Linked DNA regions of Homo sapiens: region 1 is linked to region 2. Evidence: chromatin loops called from intact Hi-C (ENCODE). Cell type or tissue: K562. All regions are shown on one strand.

The links. Peaks named below come from ENCODE experiments on the same cell type or tissue, not always from the same donor. Only the 100,000 strongest peaks of a DNase experiment are listed, where the experiment ranks them.
Region 1: it touches region 2 in a loop (3-fold over the local background); 17 of 110 quality-filtered maps call a loop at or near these places.

What each region holds. Positions count from the first base shown.
Region 1 is chr4:76,300,230-76,302,729 of GRCh38, forward strand. The region is part of intron 6 of FAM47E-STBD1 (FAM47E-STBD1 readthrough); the gene reads left to right. Among named protein-coding and RNA genes, the nearest start is that of STBD1, 5.3 kb to the right of the region's middle. RefSeq lists an enhancer at 1,181-1,325 and a cis regulatory region at 1,248-1,258. In K562, no CTCF peak of the experiment used is centred here; a DNase peak (open chromatin) is centred at 1,432.
Region 2 is chr4:76,376,647-76,379,146 of GRCh38, forward strand. All of the region lies in intron 9 of CCDC158 (coiled-coil domain containing 158), which reads right to left. Among named protein-coding and RNA genes, the nearest start is that of CCDC158, 43 kb to the right of the region's middle. In K562, a CTCF peak has its summit at 1,550 (motif pointing left); DNase peaks (open chromatin) are centred at 925 and 1,555.

The sequences.
Region 1 (2,500 bases), 76 kb before region 2:
CTTCCTCCCTCATATTTCCCTCCATTCTTCCTCACTTCCTCTTTAAGCCTGCAAGGTTTGAGTTCACCTTACTCCTTAGTCTCTTTGCTACTTACAGTGAGGCCAACAGACCAGTATCAACTGGCAGCTTGTTAGGAAAGCAGAATCCAGACCCCACCCTGGACCTCTTTGTTTATTTATTCATTCTCCTTTTATCCCAACTCCTATTCCTATACTTTTGCCCACCAAACCACTTCCTTTAATGTGTTAAGAATTGTTCCTAAATATGCATGTATCTTTGAAGCCTCAGTAGTGCTATTTTGAGTGTTTATGTATTTTCAACTTGCATAAATATTATTGTACTGTAAGTCATTGTTTCTTGCCTTTCTAGTCACCATTATGTATTTAAGATTTAATTACATTATGTCTAGATCTTGTTCATTGTTCTAACTACCGCATAGTATTTCATAGGCATCTATCGCATTTTATTTAGTTATTACCCTATGATGAACAGCCAGGGGCTTTGAACTTGCCGTTGGCCCAAGTAACACTGTATGTCCCTTATAGTCTTGTGCACATTTTTCCCTGGGCCTACATGTTGAGGAGTGGGATTGCACAGCCATTGGCTATGTGCATACTTAGCTTCACAACACTCTTCCAGAGTGTTTGTACCTGTTGGCTCTCCCAACAGCAGCACCACACAACTTCTTTCTAATATTTGTCTCTCTGATGGATGTAAAATGGCATATCATTGTTTTAATTTGCATTTTTCTGACTATCAATGAGTTTAAGCATTTTTTGTGTCTAATTTTATTCAGCCAAAAATTATTGTGCCTATTATGTTCCAGTCATTGTTCTGGGCACTGAGGAAAGAGCGTCCCTCGTCCATTTTTATATTGGATCTTGCGTCTTTTTCTTGCCAATTTGTACGAGTTCATTGTAGAGCTAGGTATTAATCTCTTATCAGTTTTAGACAACACAAATATCTTCCCCCAGTTTGGCTCTATCTGGTAACTGTTTATGGCACCCTTCATTGACCAGATAGCATCATTTTAATGAAGTCAAAATGTTTTTGGCCTCCTATGTTAGGCAATGTCACATTGCCAGTTTCCTGGATTTTGTTCTATTCATAGTTTTACCATTTACATTTAGGACTTTATTTCATCTGGAGTTCAGCATTTATGTGGTACAAAGTAGTAATCCAGCTTTATTTTTCTGTAGATAGTGAGCTAGTTGTCTAACACAGATCTCCCTTTTCTAAAGTTTTAATGACTTAGCATGACTGATGTCAGCCTTGAGTCTATTCTGGAACTAAGATGAGTCAGAGGTTTGCAAACAGTTTCAGTTAGAAAATGTCTCTGTGAAACCTGAAACTGGGCAGCTCCAATGTGACTGCTTTGCAGAGAGGTTGTACTTGTGGTTAATGTTATGTGGCTCCCCAGGAGCCAGAGGTCTGACAGCAATGGACAGGTGCTGAGGGTGATAAGTGCATTCCCCTAATGGAGAGAGGGGTTGCAGAGTTATTACAGATCAAGAACAAGTCTGAGAGTCACCACAAACACTGAAACACAACCATAAGGGTTCTCTAGTATAACACATCCAAATTTGCACACTCACTTCTAAAATCTATGCTTTGAAATTTGAACATAGTTTAAGAATCATCAGACTTCAGTGTAGCTAGGGTTTCAGAGCAGGTCCTGGGGATCAGAACACCGGGTTCAAATCCTAGCTCAGTCACTCATTAACTGTATGACCTTGACCAGATTACTTCCCTCCAAGCATTCCATTTATAAGGATGAGATAATCTTTATAAAGCACTTAGCCTGGTGCCTGCATATTTTAGTTATTCAATAAACAAAAACAATAAAAAGAAGGCCTATTAGATGATAGCCTTGACATTCCAGGGAATAGAAAGATGTCCAAGCTGTGACCAGCAAGGGATTTATGATCTAAACTAGGGATGAGACAAACCTCAAAGATACTGATACCATAAGAGAAAACCTGGTGTGATCGAAAGGATCCCATTAGGAATAACAAATCCCAAGGGTTCTACGCTCTCTGTGCCAGCAACAAAAGGACAAGACCAAATCTCTTTCTTATTATACCCCACTGTGGAGAGGCAACAGGACTATGCAGAGACACCTCTTCTACTGGCCATGTCTTCTCCCAGTGGTCATTATCTACTTTCTCTGCTTTTCTTAAAACTCCAGCCAGATTTTCTTTCTCCCACTCAGCTGATAACCTCATTGACTACTTCCTTTGTGGCACAAAATGTCTCTTATTTTCATTCTTTTCTTTTTTTCATGCCCTTCTAATCTCTTTCCTTCATTGAAGGCCAATTCTTCCACTGGCATTCCTGACCCATCTCCCTCTTGTGCCTTATGAAAGTCCAATGAAAAAATATTTCCTCTGCTTCTCATGTCTTCAAGCTCAGTCTCCACTGGCTCTTTCCTGCTCCCAATCGTGCTTAAATCTCTCTTGGTTTATAGGAACTGCCCTGAGTCCTGGTCTATTTCTTTTC
Region 2 (2,500 bases):
ATTTTCCTTGCTCAGCTACACCATGTAATTAATGTCACCTTAGGCCAGAGTGTACTTAGCTATATTTACATGGCAGTCATCTCTCAGTGCTCCCTGACCAAACCAAAGGGAGTTACTGTTAAGACAGTCTAGTTAACCATCAACTAGGTGCCAACTCTATTTAGGGTCACTGTGGTGTATTATAAATCTCAGTGATTTATTAAAACTAATGAAGCTGATATGCCCTCCTTATTTCCGTTAGCTCTTTACTATTTAAGACTGTCAAAATTCTTGCTCAGCCACTATTTACATTAGAGCAAAATAAGAGAATGATTCTAATATCATGTTTGTATCTATATGACCCCAAAACATTCATGTAAAAAGCTTGCAGTCATTCATCTGGATCTCGTGCTTCTACAATGCCAAAGATTTAAATGCTTATAAAAACTTAGAAATTCTTTTTATACATTTTAGATGGACATTTCAGTATTTGTGAAAAAATTTCCCAATATGTCCAAATCAGCATGATACTGTATATTGGACCAAATGCAAATTAGCAAACAATGGGTGAGGCTTCTGAAAGGATAATTTTTCCAAACAACAGTATAATGGAAAGCTATAGCAGTTACCAATCATGTAAGAAACCACAGGTGAGTTGAGCTTTATTTAGTACTTTGCGGCTTTTCAAAAAGTTTGTCAATAGACAATGAGTACTTAATCTTTCCAAAATGATTTGTGATTATTCATGAATATGCATTATTATATTGGACTGTGACACAACAGCTCTCTTATTTCCTCTCTCATTGTCAGATTGTCAGCTCTCACTTCTGCCAGAGTGCCTACCTCCACTAGACCCAAGTGAAAAAGCACCCTCCCACCTCATGGTGCACTAAAATCAGCCCCTCCTGCTGTTGTCTGCAGGGTGCGGTCATGACCTTTTGGTATAGGCTTGGTCTGCCCAGACTGGGGTGGACATTCCTGCTATAAATCATCAGGGGAAAAGCTTGTCCTGAGAAAAGACACTAGAACATAAAAAGCAGGCTTCAGAGAGGCAGAGAAAAGCGTGTGTTCCTCTCTGACCTTTTGTTTGTTGAGTGTACCCTTTAAGCAGTCTAAGGTTGCTTAAGGTTGCTCAGAGGCGGCACTGGTTGAAATAACATTGCCACAAGGATTTAGGTTAAGGGTTATGCAAGGAGGTTTACAAAAGGAGGCAGTGTTATTCAAACGCAACCCCCCAATAAATTATGAAATCAATTTAGTGAGCTTCAAATAAGCATCTGAAGAGAACAGAAAATAGCTGGCATCACATGTAATAGGAGTAAATATTGTTTTATGAATCTTGCTTCAGTTGCATGTGTGTTGGATCATAAGATGAACTATATTTCTTACTTTGGAAGACACTGCTGTAAAGGACCCACATCTATAACTGAGATTATACAGTTTCATGTTACTCTCTATGGCTTAGACTTTAGTAAAGTCCTGTCTAAATTCCATCCTTATCTTAGCTTTGATAAATGTTGAGGTATCTTATTTCCATGCGCGAGCCAAGTAGAAACAGCCCCCTCCTGTGGCCGGCTGGAGTGATAGCGGTAATTAAAATGGGGTGCCCAAAGAAGGGCAAATGTCTGGAAGAATTCGTGCTGCAATATATGGAGCTTTCCTCCATGTACTGTTACCCTATAGAATTGGTTTCATTTTATAAAGGGAGTATGGCAGCTTCCTTATACTCTATTTCTTCTAACCTACTGCTCCAAATAGCTAAGGTGTGAGAAACTGACTACAAGTGACAGAACTGTATGTAAATTGTTTCTGCTTGGCTGTCTAAGGGTCTCTTATAGGTAGGATGACTAAATATAGACTTTATCTTCCAAATGGGGACACTATGGAGATGAGAGGTAGCATTCATAAAACAGGACACTGGGCTAGCGGGTGTAAACCGAGACTGTCCCAGGCAAGCCGCCTTGGGTGATCACCCTTCTCACAGGGAATGAAGACCACCACTCCTCTTAATGGCAGCTCCTTGTTTGTTTTTTAGGGTCTTACTGTTTTACAAATGGTTGAAATGAACAAAAGTCTAAACTCTGGATAAACAGATGACAATGATACTGAATAGCTTCTCTTTAGCTATGGAAAGTGAAAGAAAAAAACAGAATATCAAATATTAATGTGGTTTTAAAAGGAATTACATGATGATGAGAGATGACTTATCCTCCTAATTAATTTTTATGTAATTAATTCATTTAATTAATCTTAACATTAATTCAGTTTGGTAGCTTCACAATGATTAGGAGTTAGGAGTTGAAGTAAGAGAGGAGGTAGGCCCCAAAAATATTGAGTAGCAGGGGGATCTGGCTGGTATGGAAGTATTTGCTAAAGTTTAGCTAAGTAAAAATAATTAAGATGGTCTCATTTTTAATGCATTTTTTAGAAACTCACTTGAACTATGCAAAAAATTTTGCTAAGAATGAATCAGAGTACACAATTTAAATAAAAATAGTTTATAAATAGTTTAAAATATAAT